Regions from separate parts of the Homo sapiens genome. Here all the other regions are linked to region 1. Evidence: chromatin contacts called from ENCODE Hi-C or POLR2A ChIA-PET data. All regions are on one chromosome and are shown on one strand. Each heading gives the region's core, a stretch centred on a gene start or an enhancer-like site at or near the end of the contact. The rest is flanking DNA. Distances are from core to core; before and after follow the strand shown. Region 1 holds the start of CITED4 (Cbp/p300 interacting transactivator with Glu/Asp rich carboxy-terminal domain 4). Region 2 overlaps FOXO6 (forkhead box O6). Region 3 holds the start of PPT1 (palmitoyl-protein thioesterase 1).

What was found. A loop is a pair of places that touch in the nucleus more often than their neighbours do. ChIA-PET counts read pairs that join two places held with the same protein, here RNA polymerase II (POLR2A). Pooled maps may share reads with other maps.
Region 2: a loop to region 1 is called in a pooled map, with 2.3 times the contacts of the local background. The contact joins the enhancer-like site here to the promoter of CITED4 in region 1. A Hi-C loop is called at or near these places in 3 of 50 pooled maps. POLR2A ChIA-PET finds 5 or more read pairs at or near these places in 2 of 52 experiments (H1 and activated B cell).
Region 3: a loop to region 1 is called in a map with no recorded cell type, with 5 times the contacts of the local background. The contact joins the promoter of PPT1 here to the promoter of CITED4 in region 1. A Hi-C loop is called at or near these places in 1 of 37 single-sample maps with no recorded cell type and 6 of 50 pooled maps. POLR2A ChIA-PET finds 5 or more read pairs at or near these places in 1 of 52 experiments (PC-9).

What each region holds. Positions count from the first base shown.
Region 1 is chr1:40,861,096-40,863,795 of GRCh38, forward strand. It overlaps CITED4 (Cbp/p300 interacting transactivator with Glu/Asp rich carboxy-terminal domain 4), which reads right to left and starts at 1,268. Exons shown (of 1, transcript NM_133467.3): 1 at 1-1,268. The coding sequence starts at 1,032. The coding sequence ends at 478. LOC124904157 (a long non-coding RNA gene) reads left to right here and starts at 1,289. Exons shown (of 3, transcript XR_007066025.1): 1 at 1,289-2,015. RefSeq lists silencers at 1,055-1,134, 1,295-1,494 and an enhancer at 1,595-1,654.
Region 2 is chr1:41,381,646-41,384,345 of GRCh38, forward strand. FOXO6 (forkhead box O6) reads left to right here. Exons shown (of 3, transcript NM_001291281.3): 2 at 1-563; 3 at 565-1,945. The coding sequence ends at 1,036. Among named protein-coding and RNA genes, the nearest start is that of FOXO6-AS1, 7.3 kb to the left of the region's middle. RefSeq lists a silencer at 592-641. Within about 2 kb of position 1,251, at least 26 of the 41 ENCODE cell types and tissues checked have a DNase peak (open chromatin) inside an H3K27ac peak, as active enhancers do.
Region 3 is chr1:40,095,854-40,098,553 of GRCh38, forward strand. It overlaps PPT1 (palmitoyl-protein thioesterase 1), which reads right to left and starts at 1,399. Exons shown (of 9, transcript NM_000310.4): 1 at 1,262-1,399. The coding sequence starts at 1,385. RefSeq lists an enhancer at 1,134-1,263.

The DNA.
Region 1 (2,700 bases), core at 18-2,517:
GGGCATTGCTCCACGGGTTCGGGCTGTACAACCTTCCCCTCCTTGAGGTGGGAGGCCCAGCAACCACAGGGCCCAGGCAGCGGGGTGGGAGGCTCAGGAGATGGTGGCTCTGGGGACCCGATCCCGAGGAGAGAGGGGGCAGCAGGCAGAGGCCTGCAATGGCTCAGATTGGGGGAAGAGGGCGGCGAGGGGGAGAGGACACGATCCAAGAACCAGAGTCCGAAAGCTGAAGCTGGTCCGGTCTCTTTCACTTTACGGCCGAGGCTGGGGTCAGAGAAGTGAAGCCAAACTGTCCTCCCGCAGGAGGCAAGGCCTGGAGGGACGCCAGGGTCCCAGTCCGGTGCCGGGCCCTGCGCACACAGCCGCCGCCTCCACCCTCGCGGAGGGCGCGCGCGGGGCCCAGTCGCTGGGTGCAGGGTCCGGCGGGCAGTCGGGCCCTTTCTCCTCTCCGGCACGCCGGGCGGGCGCCGGCCGCCCTCAGCAGCTCACGGAGCCGGCGGGCGGCGCGGACCCCAAGTCCGAGAAGCAGTCGAACTCGCTCTGGCCCAGGAAGAGCTCGGGCAGCTCGCGCACGCGGTGCAGCCCGAGCTCCAGCTCCAGCGACGTCAGCGCCTCCTCGTCGATGAGTTCGGCGTCCATGCCGCCCAGGGCGTGCGCGGGCGGCGGCGGGGCTGCGGCGCTTGGCGCCGGCTGCGGGCCCGGGGGGCCTCCCGGAGCGTTGGGGGGCGCGGCCGCGCGGCCGGGGTACGGCGTCGCCACAGGCTGCAGGTGCGCGATGCCCGCGGCCGGCGGAGGCACGGCCGGAAAGGGCTGGAAGGAGGACGGCGGCCCGAAGGCCCCGTACGCCAGGGCCCCGGGTTGGCGGGGCGGCGGCGGCCCCAGCGGAGCCCCCCGCGGCCTCAGCCCACTGTCCAGGCCCGGGCCCGCGTACGGCGGCAGAGTCCGGAGCGCATGAGGGCCATGGGCGGCCGCGGCGGACGGCGGCCTCTGCACCAGGCGGTAGCCCTCGGCGAGCATCAGGTGGTCGGCCATGGCGGCAGGCCGGCTGCCTGCGGGGACAGCGCGCGGTGGTCAGCGCCGGCTCCCCCGGCCCGGGCCAGCGGCTGCTCTGCGGCGGGAGACCCGGGCACCGTGCGGTCCCTGCAGCTCGGCCGGGCGGAGCAAAACCAAACCCGACTGGTGCCCCGGCCCAGCCCACTACTGCGCACCTTGCGGCCGCAGCCTGGGGTCACAAAGGCCCGCAACCTGTAGTGCTCCGAAACCTCCGCGTCGCGTAGCTGGGCTCGGCGTATTCTTATACCCAGAGGCGGGGCTTCCCCGCCCTCGGACGCTCATTGGCTGGGCGAGACGCTTCTGGGCGGGCCGCGCACGCCTGCATCTAGGTCTTGGCCCCGCCCCTCCCACTGGAACCCCGCCCCTTGGGACTCCGGCCACGCCCCAGGCTCTGAGCACCGCCCTGGGGCGGGGTATTTGGCACTTTCGGAGGGATTCGGTCTGGCCCTCAGGGCTTCGGAATCGGACTTGGCTGGGGTAGAGCTTGAACTGACCAGAAGGTGGGGTGGGAGGGCCAGAGTTTTAGGCCCCCCAAGAGCTGCAGGATGTCAGGCCTACGCAACCTTTTAACTTTCCAGGTAGAGACCGAGGCTCAGTGGCGGAAGAGGCTTCCTGGAAATACACAGCAAAGCCTTGATCAAAGTGAGACTGCACAGCTACACAGGGCGCATGCACCTTAGCGGTGCAGGGTCCCCGCAGGAGGTCAGCTGTCCATTCCCATAACCCCCAGGAGAGCCTGTTGCTCCCCCTCTAGTTCCCACTGCACCTTGTCTGTTGAAGCATGTACTTAGTTGTTATTAATTTATGGGCACGTCTCCTGAAGGACTTGTTCATCTTCTTCTTCTCAGCACTTGGCCCAGAGCCTGGCCCAGAGCAGGCTTTTAGTAAAAGCTGAGTGAATGAACTAATGATGGAATGAATTGCAACTCTCAGCTGAGCCTCAGTTTCTTCATCTGTAAAAGGTAAAGAACAGCAGCACTGACCCTTTGTGAGGGGTAAGTGAGGGCATGTGTGCACAGTGCCTAGCACAGTGCCTGGTATGTGGTAGATGCTCAAAAGTGTCCCTTAGATGAAAGAAAGGCTATTTAAGTTCTTTTTTTTTTTTTTTTTGAGACGGAGTCTCGCTCTTTCGCCCAGGCTGGACTGCAGTGGCGCTGTCTTGGCTCACTGCAAGCTCCGCCTCCCGGGTTCACGCCATTCTCCTGCCTCAGTCTCCCGAGTAGCTGGGACTACAGGCGCCCGCTACCACGCCCGGCTAATTTTTTTTGTATTTTTAGTAGAGACGGGGTTTCACCGTGTTAGCCAGGATGGTCTCGATCTGCTGACCTCGTGATCCGCCCGCCTCGGCCTCCCAAAGTGCTGGAATTACAGGCGTGAGCCACCGCGCCCGGCCAAGGCTATTTAAGTTCTGTCCCAAAGGGCCTTCTCTTGATAACAGCAATAATAACTTGGACTTTTAAAGTGCTTTACATTCTACAAGTATTTTGTTGGGGGCAGGGCATGGATTATCAGCCCCATTTCAGTGATAAGGAGAAGCACACAAAGAGAAAGTGGCTGTCCTGAGGTCACAGGCAGCCAGAGTTAGCGTGTGAATGCCATGTGTTTTCCAAGTCCTTAGGGCAACTGGAGTCTTTCCTGTGGCCAGGA
Region 2 (2,700 bases), core at 1-2,500, 520 kb after region 1:
ACCCGTTTCATCCGCGTGCAGAACGAGGGCACCGGCAAGAGTTCGTGGTGGATGCTGAACCCCGAGGGCGGAAAGACAGGGAAGACCCCGCGGCGCAGGGCCGTGTCCATGGACAACGGGGCCAAGTTCCTGCGCATCAAGGGCAAGGCGAGCAAGAAGAAGCAGCTGCAGGCGCCCGAGCGAAGCCCGGACGACAGCTCCCCGAGTGCGCCCGCCCCGGGGCCGGTGCCTGCCGCAGCCAAGTGGGCCGCCAGCCCCGCCTCGCACGCCAGCGACGACTACGAGGCTTGGGCCGACTTCCGCGGCGGCGGGAGACCCCTGCTCGGGGAGGCGGCCGAGCTGGAGGACGACGAGGCCCTGGAGGCCCTGGCGCCATCATCGCCGCTCATGTACCCAAGCCCCGCCAGCGCGCTGTCGCCGGCGCTGGGCTCGCGCTGTCCGGGTGAGCTGCCCCGCCTGGCCGAGCTGGGAGGCCCGCTGGGCCTGCACGGCGGCGGCGGCGCGGGGCTGCCCGAGGGCCTGCTGGACGGCGCGCAGGACGCGTACGGGCCGCGGGCCCGCGCCCAGGCCCGGCCCGGTGCTGGGTGCGCCGGGGGAGCTGGCGCTGGCGGGCGCAGCCGCCGCCTACCCCGGCAAAGGGGCGGCCCCGTACGCGCCGCCCGCGCCCTCGCGCAGTGCCTTAGCCCACCCCATCAGCCTTATGACGCTGCCCGGCGAGGCGGGCGCCGCGGGCCTGGCACCGCCGGGCCACGCCGCCGCCTTCGGGGGCCCGCCCGGCGGCCTCCTGCTGGACGCTCTGCCGGGGCCCTACGCTGCCGCCGCCGCCGGGCCGCTGGGCGCCGCGCCCGACCGCTTCCCGGCCGACCTGGACCTCGACATGTTCAGCGGGAGCCTCGAGTGCGACGTGGAGTCCATCATCCTCAACGACTTCATGGACAGCGACGAAATGGACTTCAACTTCGATTCGGCCCTGCCTCCGCCGCCGCCGGGCCTGGCCGGGGCCCCGCCCCCCAACCAGAGCTGGGTGCCGGGCTGAGGGCCGCCTCCCGCCTCCGGGCGCCCCGTCCCGTCCCCAGGGGGCCTCTGTCTTCCCATCCTGATTCCCGGGTCCCTGCCCCCGACTCTAGCTCCCCAGGAGGCGGCCCCAGCCCAGCTAGGGACCCCTCTCGGAGGCCGGCCGCCGGGGAAGGGGAGGGAGGGGCCGGGGCACCCCACTGCTCCTGCCCACACTCCTGAGATCCACCCCCTTCTCCTGGGCAGGAAGCCTGGGAGAGGAGGCTGAATTCCAGGCTGGCTGGGAGTAGGGAGGAGCGGGGTGGGCCGCCTGGTGTGGACGGTGGTCGGGGAAGCCAACTAGGAGATGGGCCAGGGAGCGTTTACAAATCTTCAGTTTCATTTGCGGAGGCCTAGCCGTGACCCCGCGCCCACCCCAAACACGGATCTGATTCCCACTTGACACACTTTCCCACTGGTCTTAGTCTCACCCACCCGAAGCCAGCAACCCTCTGCGGAAAACTCACACCTACCTATATCCATCCACCCTGAGCAGCCCTCCACCCCCAAATCGCCCTCCGACGACCGCCACCCCCACAGTTCAGTCTCCCCCTCCCATCCCTGCCGGCCCTCGCTTCTCCCCTCCCCCGTCGGAGTCAGTCCCTCTCTTCAACCGCCCCCACCCCCTAGTACTGGTCTCAGCTTCTGCAGCGGGCCTCAGCCCCGTCCACCCCCAACCCCGACGCCCCTTTCTCCGCGCCAGTTCTGGCCCTTCTCCCATATTTATAAGTGTCCGGCCGGGACGGGCGGTGGGCGCGGCGTCCCCGGCGCGTATCGTAGGCAGTGTACCGTGGCCGTGCCGTCAGAGTGTGCGTGTGCGTGTGTGCCGTGTCGAGGCTGTGTAGAGTGCATTGTACAGCATATTTTCATGAATAAAATTGTTTTAAATATTTCCCGCGCCTTGGGCTAGAGGAAGGGGAGTGGTGGCGGAGGATAATTGACAGGGAACTTGGGGCAGGGGGAGGGTTCATGTGCCTGAGTCACTATTGTGGCTTTTTGTCTGGGTACTCGTCAGCCTTTGCTAAACTAATGCTCCTCTGCCCGGCACATATTGGTTAAGCGCCTACTGAGTCCCCCGTGCTGAAGATGTGCTTCGTCGAGCTCTGCACCTGTTTCTGTGAACATGTGCATGCACGAAGTTTTGGCCCAGGAAAATGCGTCCTAAATAAGCCTCAGAGATTGGGAGAGGATGCACAAATATTTACTGAGAACCTTTAGTGCCAGGCTCTGTGTTGGGCACGATTTTTGTTCCCATTGTACAGATGAGAAAACAAGGTCAGAGAGAGAAAATGACTTGGGAAGGAGGGTAGAGATGGTGAAAAGAGATCCCTTTGAGGTGCACAGACTGCTGTTGGAATCCATTTTCTACAGTTTGCCAGCTGTGTGACCTCGGGCAAATTTTCAGCCTCTGAAGCCTTGTCTTCCTGGACTACACCATGGAATAGTAGCATCCATCTCATGAACTTCTGTCAGGCATGAGGAAAGGTATGGAAAGTGTTCAGCGCAGGTCCTGCACTCGTTCATTCCAGGAAGATTCGGTGAGCACCTGTTAAGTTCTTATACCAAGCATTGGGGCTGCCCTAGAGCCACACGGACACAGTCTCTACTCTTAAGGAACTTAGAGGCTCCTGGGGAGAACAGGCCAGC
Region 3 (2,700 bases), core at 149-2,648, 770 kb before region 1:
AAATGTGTCAGATCATGTCACTCATCTGCTCAAAAAGTTCCCCATGACACTCTAGCCAAAGTCCCTGCATTAGTCTTACTAGGCCCAATAACTTCTGTACCTGCCCCTCCCTTCCAAACTAAACTCCTAACTTCTTCCCCTTGCTTACTCATTTCCAGCCACGCTGATCTGAATGCTGTCCCTTGAACACACCAGACATACTTCCACATCAGGGCTTTCCCATTTACTGTTCCTTCTACCAGACAGCCAAATGGCAACTGTCCTCATCTACCTCAGTTTTGTACTCAGATGTCACTTTTTCAATGAATTCTTTCCCAACTTTGCTTTATTAAAAGTGCAAGCCCCCACCTCCAGTTTTTATCCTACACCCTACTATATTTTTCTCTGTTGCACATATCACCATTTGATATGTTATGTTTTACTTGTTAATTTCTTTATAATCTGCTTCTCCTACTGGAGAGTAGGTTCCAAAAGAACAAAGAATTTAGTCTGTTTAGTTCCCTACTGTATCCTCAGCACCTAGTAGGTGCTCAATAACTGTGTTAAATGAATATAGGTTGAGCATCCTAATCTGAAAATGGGAAACCCAAAATCTGAAAGTTTTTCAGCGCAGACATGATGCCACAAGTGGAAAATTCCACACCTGACCTCATGTGATGGGTTGCACAAAATTATTTAAAATATTGCATAAAATTACCTTCCAGCTATGTGTATAAGGTGTATATGAAAAATAAATAAATTTCCTGTTTACACTTGGGTCCCACCCCCCAGATCTCTTGTATATATGCAAATATTAAAAAAAAAAAAATCCGAAATGCTTCCCAGTCCCAAGCATTTCAGATAAGGGTTACTCAATTTGTAAATGAACTGTAGGTGCCTAACAAATCTCTGTTCAATGTGTGAAGGAATAAATAAAAGGGTAGATGCGCCAGTCATATAGCCAGCCGCAGCTCACCTAGCCTGACCAAGTGAGAGATGCTGCATCCTGACGCCACTACTGTAAGGATTAATCAAGGACAGCATGTAAAACTTCAACGCCGTGCGCGGCTCTCTCTTTCCTTCCCCTTCTCTCTTTCCAGTGAAGGGGACGGCTCCTTCCCCTTCTCTCTTTCCAATGCAGATCCTTCAAATCCTAAAATGTCGAGGCAGCCGCGTGCTGTGGGACCACGTCCTCGCCCTCTACACCCGCATTTTGCAGATGCGAACCCAGGCTAGGAAGAGAGAGAATCGCCAAACCCTTTTAAATTTCTCACTCACTCACCCATCCCATGCCAGATCACCAACGGCAGCGGCGCCGGCGGGTCCAGATGCTGCAGCGCCCGAGAAGCGCAGGTCCATGGCAGGAGAGCCACAGCCAAGAGCCACAGGCAGCCGGGCGACGCCATCTTCGCTGTGTCACATGACCGCGGGCGCGAGACTCCGGGAACCGCGCTCCGCCCGCCTGGGCGTGGCGCCGCCGGTTGCAGATCGCAACCTGCGCATCCCGAACGGATGCCCAGCCTGATGGGCGTCGGCCCTACCCTGGAGCTTTCAGCGCGACAGGTCCCCCGCCAGACCCCGCTGGCCGAGTGGGGCTCTGCGCTCTCGTAGACCGCCCTCTGCGGTGAATCAAAATAATTGCTAACATATATTCAGTGCTGATCAGATGCTATCAGGCACTATTCTTACAACCTTTAACTAATTCACTCTTCATAACAATGCTGTATGCACTTCTCCCCCTGACAGGTGAGGACACTGAGGCACTGCGAATTGGCACTGAGTAAGGTGCCCAAGGTCACAGAGATAGCAAATTGGTGGTTCCAAAGTCGTTGCTCTTCACCACTGCCCTGTACTGCCTTTGCAAGAAACATGCACAGAGGAAGGAAGAAAGAAGGAGGGACGGTTTCCAGCCAGGACCAATCATGGCAGGGTGTGGGGTTTGTTCTGGATATTGAAGGAGAGGTAGGATTTCAACAAGCAAAGATGAAATTCAGAAGGACTGAGATGAGCTAAGGTAGAGAGGAGAAAGACAACTGTGTTTTCTAGAAATGTCGGGACTTCAAGACGGACGAAAGCATATGTTGGATGCATAAGAGTGAGGGGGAAACCCATGGCCACTAACTGGCCTAATCTCAGCTGGATTATTTCAAGGGTCTCTCATCAACCATTTCCTTTTCCATTCTCTCCTCTTTAATTCATTTTATGCTCTATTGCCACATTCATCCCTCAATCCACCTTCATAATATCAGTTCCCTGCTCAAGTTTTTTTTCAACAAAACATCAAAAAATAGTTTAAATAATTTATAAAGAAATTAGAGTGTATCCACTATACAATGGAATAATATGAGGCCAGTTTTATAAAAAATGAGTATAGGGCCGGGCGCGGTGGCTCACTCCTGTAATCCCAGCACTTTGGGAGGCTGAGGTGGGCAGATCATCTAAGGTAGCGAGTTCGAGACCAGCCTGACCAACATGGAGAAATCCCGTCTCTACTAAAATTACAAAATTAGCCGGGTGTGGTGGCGCATACTTGTAATCCCAGCTACTCAGGAGGCTGAGGCAGGAGAATCTCTTGAACCCGGGAGGCAGAGGTTGCGGTAAGCTGAGATCATACCATTGTACTCCAGCCTGGGCAACAAGAGCAAAACTCTGTCTCAAAAAATAAGAATAAAAAATAAATAAAAAGAGAGTACAGCCCAGGCAGCATAGCAAGACCCCATC